Regions from separate parts of the Mus musculus genome. Here region 2 is linked to region 1. The links are chromatin contacts, found by Hi-C or POLR2A ChIA-PET in ENCODE. All regions are on one chromosome and are shown on one strand. Each heading gives the region's core, a stretch centred on a gene start or an enhancer-like site at or near the end of the contact. The rest is flanking DNA. Distances are from core to core; before and after follow the strand shown. Region 1 holds the start of Creb3 (cAMP responsive element binding protein 3). Region 2 holds the start of Tomm5 (translocase of outer mitochondrial membrane 5).

Evidence for each region. Hi-C counts contacts between places; a loop is a spot of excess contacts on that map. ChIA-PET counts read pairs that join two places held with the same protein, here RNA polymerase II (POLR2A).
Region 2: a map of T-helper 2 cell shows a loop between it and region 1 (6-fold over the local background). The contact joins the promoter of Tomm5 here to the promoter of Creb3 in region 1. A Hi-C loop is called at or near these places in 1 of 37 maps with a recorded cell type or tissue (T-helper 2 cell). POLR2A ChIA-PET finds 5 or more read pairs at or near these places in 1 of 5 experiments (embryonic stem cell).

What each region holds. Positions count from the first base shown.
Region 1 is chr4:43,559,231-43,563,995 of GRCm38, reverse strand. It overlaps Creb3 (cAMP responsive element binding protein 3), which reads right to left and starts at 1,338. Exons shown (of 9, transcript NM_013497.4): 1 at 1,037-1,338; 2 at 790-946; 3 at 645-715; 4 at 438-527. The coding sequence starts at 1,183. Tln1 (talin 1) reads left to right here and starts at 1,413. Exons shown (of 57, transcript NM_011602.5): 1 at 1,413-1,866.
Region 2 is chr4:45,106,634-45,110,977 of GRCm38, reverse strand. It overlaps Tomm5 (translocase of outer mitochondrial membrane 5), which reads left to right and starts at 2,865. Exons shown (of 2, transcript NM_001099675.1): 1 at 2,865-3,065. The coding sequence starts at 2,945.

The DNA.
Region 1 (4,765 bases), core at 89-2,588:
GACATTAAAAAAATTTGCCACAAAAACTAGATGCAGTATTCTTGTAATCCCAGCACGTGGGAAGTGACTTTGAACTTGTGAAGACCTTCCTGCTCCTGCCTCCAGAGTGCTAGGGTTATAGAGGGGTGCACCATCATGTCCAGCTTTGACGATTGTTGATGTTGTTAGACTGAGTCAGCCTCTCAAGCATTTCTACCACTGAGTATGATTCGAGGTCCCAAGATAACAACGGAAGCTATCAAGGCCCTTCACTTTCAAGGCTCTGTACTAAAGTTACATTTAAAACATTATCTTTTGACGTGGGTGTGTGTTTGGAGATGAGAGAACTTGTAGGAGTTGGTTTGTCCTTTTGCAAGTGATTGATATGAAACAAACTGAGCTTGCCTACTTGGGTTACCAACCCCCTCCAGCCTTTGCTCTACCAACAGGAGCCTTACCTTAGTGAGAGGAAGGGTTGAGGGCAGAGTGAGCCCCTCCTTCTCCAAGAGCTTCTTCTCTTCCTCGGTCAGTATCAGCCTAGACATCTCCTAAGGATGGAGGAAATAGTGAAGAGAGCAGAGTTGCATGGAGCTCTCAGAGCAGTATGGGGGATCTTGGCTGCTGCAAAGTGAGGTAATCCTGAAAAAAAAAATCAAGTCCAGCACCTGTTCCGCTGCTCTTTCCTCCCCTGGCAGTGGAGTCACGTGGAACCCCTCCTTTTCGAAGCTCTCAGTATCTGCAAAAGGGAAAGTAGAACCAGCTAGCCCAGTGAGCTCTCTCCTCCCCCACAACTTATCATTTCACACTCACCTAGATCTATGGAGACGTGCTCCTGTGGAAGGGAGTAGTTGTGATCATGGAGAATGGAAGAGCTGGAAGAGCCGAGAACATCCCGCGATACTGAGGGACTGAGCAGAGAGCTCAGTAAATCCTCTACCTCCCAGTCGCTCAGTTCTTGCACGGAGTTCTATCAAATTCAAAGGCCTTGATTTATTTCCGTACCTTGGGTCTCGCGGACATCCCTAGCTTCCCCCACTGGGAACACCCACCCACCCACCTCGGAAGGTGACAGCTCTAAGTCCAGCGGAGCCTTCACGTCCGGCTCAGTCGCAGCCCACAAATCTCCGCTTTCCTCTAGCAGGAAGCCCAGCAGGTCCTGATCACCGGGATCCAAAGCTAGCAGATCCTGACCACCAGGATCCATTTGGGATATCTATGGATAGAAATCCCTCCGCGCAGATCCAACCTCCGAACCTCAGGCACGACCCCTCAGTCTGTCCAGTCGGCTCGACTTAACCTCCGTCACTCCGGGACAAGGGCCTAGCTGTCACTCTAAACCGCACCCGTCTCTCAGCTTCTGTATTCCTCAGCTTCCAACACAACGGAAGTGGTGCACATAGCCCCGTGGAATCCTGGGACTTGGAGTTCTCTCCAACTCGGAAGTGGCTCCTGGGCTGCGCCACGTCCCGGGGGCTATGCAAATTATGGGGACGTCCTTTCAAGCTTCCCACGCCCCAGGGCGGGGATTCTGAGGATCCTTGTCCGCCTTCGCCTCGAGCTATTAAAAAAAAAAACTTAAGCGTTTAAAAGGGAACTCCAGCTTAGTTCGGGCGTTCTCTCCAGAGCTCTGCACGCTCGCTTCCTGCTGGGGAGGGGCGGCCAGGCTTCGCGGGCGCCCGAGCATCGAGAACTACGGCCAGAGCAGCTTCCTGCAGTCTCCGCTACCATAGAGCGCGGGCCCAGGGCGCCGCCGGCGGGTGGGGGACGTTTCCAGGACGGAAGTGGCCGAGAGTGTGTCGAAGGGAGGGCGAGGCCGGAGCCCCAAAAGCGACCGGGAGAAGGAGCGGGTAGCGGGCCCAGGGCGGGGCGCAGAGCCGGGCAGCGCAGGTAGGCCGGACGGGCTGGGCCGAGCTTCTAGGTGGGGCTGCGGGATCGGGCCAGCCCGGGAAGCGGCGGGCGGGGCCCCCAATCCTCCTGCATATCCTGTGTCTGGTTAGGGAGGTCAGGGTCCAGTATGTTTCGGTTTGGATTTGGAATTAAGCTGGCCTTGTTGCGAGAAGCAGGCCCTTTCGCGGGGGTAGACAGTTCTCTGTCTCGGCTAGGTTTGGGGACGGGTAGAAATGGGGTGGCAGTGAGGCACTGGGTGGCAGTGAGGCACTGGGCGGGGATGGGCTTTGGTATTAGCCGATAGTGAGTAAGTGGTTAGGAAAACTTGGGGTGAGTTTGGGTTAGGTGCCGTCGCGTTTAGGAAGCAAGGATCCCTTTAGAAGTTAAGAAGGTGAACTACATTCTAAACATTTGCTGCACGAGTCAAGTCTGTTTCGCATATGTGACATTTAAACTGAGGTCATTATTTTCTGCAATGACCAGCATTAAGTCAGAGTACAGGATCGGGTTAAGGATCAACAGGAATTGGCTTAGATGCCCGTTTTAGGGATTAAAGGCCGGTGTCATGGTCAGTATTAAGAATAAACAGTGAAAAGGTTAATTAAGAACCAAGTTACAAATGAGCTTTAGAACTGCAGGGTGGGGTGGGAGGGAGTATTTAGGGTTAAATTTGGGGGATTTGGGCCTAAAAATAAAAGCCAGATTAGTATGGGTGTCTTCTGGGAAAGGGGTGAATGTCAATGTATAGGGAAATAGGAAATAAAGTCAGCATTAATGTTAGGAATTGGTGATAGCGTTAGGGGTTGAGGCTGCAGCTACAGCTGAGCTGGTAAAATGTAAGAAGTTGGCAGGAAGTAGCTACCTTTGTTTTGTAGTGAGTTCTCTTATTCCTGTGCAGTTACAGAGGCCTCTTTTACCCAAAGAAGTGCTAGAGCTCTGGACCTCAGCTAGAAGTGCCAGGACTCTGCTTTCTCTAGTCTACTGCCTAAGCACAAGGCTTCCAGAGGCCACCACCACTGGGAGACAGGGATTTCTGGGCTGTGATGTTTACGAGGTGGGAGGTGGGAAATGGAAAGAGACCCAGGAGTCAGACAAGGTCCTAAGTGAGGATGGGGAATAGGAAGCCTGTGACTGAGGGGAAGCTGACCAAGGGAACGCTGTCGACTAAATGATGACAGTTTGACTCGAGCCTCCCTCATTCTCCACACACTGCCTTCTCTCTGTCTCTTTGCCCTCCCTGGTCCCACATTGCATACCTTTACAGTTCCTTACAGATACTGTCGTGGTCTTTAGCTCGTCTCCTGCTGTTCATCTGAACCATTTCCCACCCCCACACCCCTGTCTCTGTCTCTTGATCCACACATCCTACTTTACTTCATGTCCCTCAAACCTGAGCTTTCCCAACATCGGAGAGCACTTTCTCATACTTGCATACCACCTGGTCAGCTGCTGAACCCCCCCCCCCCCCGCCACCGGGCTCTTCCCATGTGTACCCCCTGGTTTCTGAGCCTCCTTTTACTTCTAGGTCCAGTTGTGGATCCCCTTCCCCCACTCCCCGACAGAAAAGAGGAAATGATACCCAAAGAGGAAACTTGGTCTTACTGATCCCACGCCCAGCCAGGCCACTGACCACACCCCCATGTCACTCCCAGCTTGACCCTGCCAGTGACCACAACACTGTCCCCTCCCCATGCTGCCTCTCCTTCCAACCCAGGGTTGCCTAGCCGCTGTCAGTGTTCTCTCACTCTCTCCCCACTAGCCCAATTTAGCAGCTTACCACATCCCTAGCTCTTCTGGAGCTCCTGACCCGGCCTCCGGCCTCCCTGTCATCCCCGGTTTAGTCAGCATCCATGGACTCATGCTTTTCCCTCCCCACCTGCTCAGTGGCTCATCATGTGTCTGTTCCCTACCATCACGCTCCTGGTCTCTTTTTCTACACCCTGTGATCCCCAGCCACAGCCTAATACTGTCAGTAACCCCACCTCTGTGCCCCTGCTACAGATACTTCCTATCGCATCATTTACCACCCAGCGTCATTCCCACATCCTGACTTAGTCCCCTCTCCTTCCCTGGTTTATTAAACTGAAGCTGTCTAGTCAGTAAATGGGTACTGGTCATAGGAAGCTGATTTTGGCTTCAGTTTTCTGAGTCCTGTATGTCAGTTCTACTTTTCTTCTGAATGGCAACTTCCTCTCCATACAGCTTTAACTCTGGCTTTATTATCGCTTATACTAATACAGTCTCCTCCTAACTTGGCCCCAGAGTTGCCCGAAAACCCAGTGCTGGGGATGTCCCTGTTTAAAGCTTCCTTGGCCTCCTGTTCCCCTCCAGTCAGTTAGGTTCCTCATACTGCTCTCTCCGCTTTTGCCTTTCCATCTTAACCCTGACGTCCCCACCGCTGCTCCCTTGCAGGTGCCCCGTGCTCCAGCCAGCTTGCCTCCTCACTTTCCTGGGCATTCCTCCGAGATCTCCTGCCTCTCAACCTTTGCTAGTGCTATTCTCTGTGCCTGGGACGATACCTTTGACTCATCTTCGACTGACCTAATGGAGAGAGCTTGGGCTTTGGAGGCAGAGAGACCTGGGTTCGGATTTTGGCTTCACAGCTTATTATTTGGACAAGTCCTTTGGAAAAGTATTTAACATTCTGGAGCCCCAGCTTCCTAACCTGTAAAAATGGAGATGATAACACCTACCTTGCAGGGTTGTTGTAAGGATTAACTGAAATTATATATGTATCTAATGCAATTAACATATAGTCAATAAATGACACGTCGCTGTAACTTCTTATTATCTTCATATTTTTAAAATTCTAACTTCAGATGATAGCTTCCTTGGATCCTTCGCTCCCTTTCCCTAGCCTCCGGGGCTCCCTTTTCTGGGTGAACACGTTTGGCTCCTT
Region 2 (4,344 bases), core at 1,616-4,115, 1.5 Mb before region 1:
AGTAAACCATCTCTTGTAGCAAGATCTGTTCATTGTTACATTGTTTCCTACCTTGAGCAATGCACATACTGGCTATTTTGTTTATCTGTTTTAGTTTGGTTTTGTTGACATGATAACCGAAAGCAACTAGGGAAGGAAATGGTTTATTCTTGCAGATAGGTGCAGTCCATCACAAAGGGAAGCCAAGAGCAGGAAGTCCAGGCAGGAGCCTGAAGGCAGGGTCTGAAGGAAGTGGAGGCTGTGGAGGAATGCTGCTTACTTACCTAGCCAGCTCTCTCTCAAACAATCCAGGCTCACGTGTCTAGGAATGGTACCGCTCTTACTGCGCTGGGCCCTCCCACACCGATCATCAATCAAGGAAGTGCCTCCCAGGCTTGCCCACAGGACGACCTGATGGGGACCTCACCTCAACTGAAGTGCCCTCTTCCCAGGTGACCCAAGCTTGTGTCATCTTAACAAGAATCTAGCCAGCACACTAGCTGATCACGGGTGATGATATATTGACATTCATGCACTCCAAACTATTATGCCCTCAATGACACAAATAGAATTCAAATGCATAGATGATCAGAGTGAGAAGAGACTTTAGAGCACGAAAGAGAGACTTGTCCCTGATTTTGTGAGCAGGGAGAAGCATTGCCAAGAGTGATCTTCTCGGCACTCATGAAGGCTGGACCTCTTCCTTAGGAGTCAGCCCCTCCCCTACCACTGCTGCCTCTGCTTGTCCACTGTCTGAATTATAGATGCAAATACTTACTAAAGCTTGAAGAAACACTCGAGAGTTTTTTACTCTAACCCCAGGGTCTTACACTCTGTCAATCAGGAAGGTGCTAACATTGTCAGTCATTCTCACAGTCAAGTTTTTTTGTTTGTTTGTTTGTTTTTTGGTGTTTTTGAGACAGGGTTTCTCTGTGTAGTCCTGGCTGTCCTGGAACTCACTCTGTAGAACAGGCTAGCCTCGAACTCAGAAATTCGCCTGCCTCTGCCTCCCAAGTGCTGGGATTAAAGGCATGCACCACCATGGCCGGCCTCAAGTATTATTCTTTTGTTTGTTTGTTTGTTTGTTTGTTTGTTTTTCGAGACAGGGTTTCTCTGTGTAGCCCTGGCTGTCCTGGCACTCAATTTGTAGACCAGGCTGGCCTCGAACTCAGAAATCTGCCTGCCTCTGCCTCCCGAGTGCTGGGATTAAAGGCGTGTGCCACCACGCCCGGCTTCAAGTATTATTCTTTTTTTTTTAAGATTTATTTATTTATTATATGTAAGTACATTGTAGCTGTCTTCAGACACTCCAGAAGAGGGAGTCAGATCTCCTTATGGATGGTTGTGAGCCACCATGTGGTTGCTGGGATTTGAACTCCCGATCTTCAGAAGAGCAGTCGGGTGCTCTTACCCACTGAGCCATCTCACCAGCCCTCAAGTATTATTCTTATTTAACCCCAAATTCATTGTTGTTATACAGTGTGCCTGCAAAAAGAGACGTTCTGATATTGGATTATGTGAAAAATTCAGTTGTCCCATTCATGTCTGAAAACTCTAACTTGATTTTCTCTCATCTGTCCAGTGTTGATCAGTTTTGATCTGGGCTCATACTTGCTGTAGTCCAAGATCTTCATTAGAATATTTAAAGATCAGTTACCTCCAAAAAATGAGTGTACAGAAAAAAAATGTGGGAAATGTTAGAATTTCAGTGTCTGGGACACTAGCAGTCTGAGCTCACTAGCTGAGGGTGATAACCTTGACCTCTGTTTTTTGTTTGTGTTTGTTTATCTTGGGATTGTTTGTTTGTTTCAGATTGTCCTTGTAATTACTTTGTAACCCAGGCTGCCCCTAACCTTGCAGTAATTCTTTTGCCTCTGTCTTCTGAGGGCTGAAATTACAGGTGTGAGACACTGTTTCCACCTTGACCTTGAACTCATTCGTTTGTTTGTCTGGAGACAGGATTTTTCTGTGTCACCCTGGCTGTCCTGGAACTCACTCTGTAGACCTGGCTGGCCTTGAACTCAAAGATCTGCCTGCCTGTGTCTCCCAAGTGCTTGAGCCAGCACTGCCCTGACCTTCAACTCTTGACCCCTTTTTTCCAGCAGCCCAGTGCTGGGAACACAGGTGTGTGCAGCACTGTGCTGGCTAGTTTTTGTCAACTTGACACCTAGGAAGCGAAAACCTCAATTGAGGAATTGCCTCCACCAGATTGTCCTATTGGTGAATTTGAGGGTCATTGTGTGACTACTAGTTGATGGAGGAAGGCTTAGCCCACTGTGGGCAATGCCACCCGGCAGGTGGTCCTAACCAATAAAAGTAAGTTAGCTGGTTGAGGCCAGCTAGCCAGTAAAGACAACGTCTCCGCTTGGTTTCAGTTCCCTCCTCTAGGTTCCAGCTTGAACTCCAGTGCTGGCCTCCCTGGATAACGTTAACAGGTTAGGTGAAACACTTTCCTTCCTAAGTTATTTTGGTGGTGTTTATCACAACAGCAACACTATCCAGGGCTTCATGCATCCTAAGAAAACGATTTGGCAAACGAACTTCATTCCCAACTAAGTTGTTTTAAATTTCAAACCTAGGAAGGACAGACTAAAATGTGCATTTCACGAAGTACTGTCTTAGATTCTTCATAAATGTTATTATTATTTATAATGATATTTTTGCACACACCTCCCTACTTTACAGCATAAAACAACTTTACAGGTGGCACTCTCCCGGCTAGGGACCAAAACACAGTCCAGATCCACCCAAGGCTCAGAGACTTAAGGCGGCGGCCGCCCCCTTCAGGTCTCTTTGCTTCAGACACAAGAAGACAGGATGAAATTTTCCCCTCACAGGTTCCCGTCACAGGACAGAAACAAGGGGTGGGACAGGAAGTGGAGCCTGGCTAAGTTCCGGGTGCAGGGCGGCCACTGGAGGAGAGCAAGCTGCTGCTCTCGCAAGCTTTGGAGGCAGAGCCGCCGCAATGTTCCGGATCGAGGGTCTCGCGCCCAAGTTGGACCCGGAGGAGATGAAGCGGAAGATGCGTGAGGATGTGGTCTCCTCCATTCGGAACTTCCTCATCTACGTGGCCCTGCTGCGAGTCAGTGAGTGTCCTTCTGGGCTGTGACCGTGAGGCCACGCGTCCACACCCAACCCTGCACGCGGTCGTGGGGCCTTGAGCTGAGCATCCTGGGGAGAGTGGGGTGCTTGCACGTCCAGGACTGCCCAACTGCGCACACTCTGGGGGTCTGCGGGTCCTGGGGATGTGCCCAGTGCACGTGGTGGCGGAGGACGCGTGGTTAAGTCACCTTTGCTCGCCCAACGTTTGTGCTTAAGAAGCTCCCACGTGTTATCCTCGGAGCAATACCCTCGTTTTGCAAACCTAGAAACGGTCCCCGGAAGGTGGCTGACCCAAGGTCATTTGGCCGTTCAGAGAACGAATACAATTCCGGCTGAGCTCTTAATAAGGTAGCAGGCGCTTTCTCTCTCTGCTTGCCTTTGAAGTACAAGAGATTAGCTTTCTTTATGTTTGTTTGTACAGAGGGTGAAGTAAATAATTGGTTTTTCTTGGAGAATCTCTGAAGCGTTTGATCTCAACATTAACAAAAGTTGCTTGATCTGTGCCACCTCACCCCAAGTGAGAGCTTGAGTTCATAGGACACATACTCAAGGTTAAAGCCATACTGTCAATTTAAAAGTCAGGGGCTGGCTAGGTGGCTCACTGAGTTGCCTGAGCCGGATCCACACGTGGTGGCAGGAGAGAACCAGTTTCCAGAAGTTGTACTCTGACCTCCACACCTGTACCACTTCTTCCTATTGTCCAGTGCTTGCTTGCCTGTGGGAGTCTTCTGGGCAGGGAGAGGCAGGAGCGATTCAAATAATTGAAGAACATACCAACATTTTTAGAAGACTGGAGTTAAGGCCTCCCTCATTTGGGTGCCTCTTTTGCTGTACTCTCTGTATTGCTGGCTCCTCCAGGACAGGACATCTTGGGGGAAATGGAAGCACCCAAAACATCCTGCTTACCCTTTAAACTTTAGCTTTCCCATCCTTCTCTTATAGGCAAGAGCTCTCAAGGAAATGTTAGCTTAGTGCACTGATTTATTCTATTTAATGATTTTTATTTAGAACCGGGCATGGTAGCACACACTTTTAATCCCAGCACTCAGAAGGCAGAGGTAGGTGGATCTCAATGATTTTTTTTTTTTTTTTTTTTTTTAAAGACCAGCCTGGTCTGCAAATGGAGTTCCAGGACAGACAGGGCGGTTACACAGAGAAATCTGTCTTGAAACAAGAGACTTTTGTTATGTGTTTTTCTGCTTGTCTATATGTGAACCACGTGCCTGCAGTCCAGAAGGGGGCGTTGGAATCCCTGGAACTGGA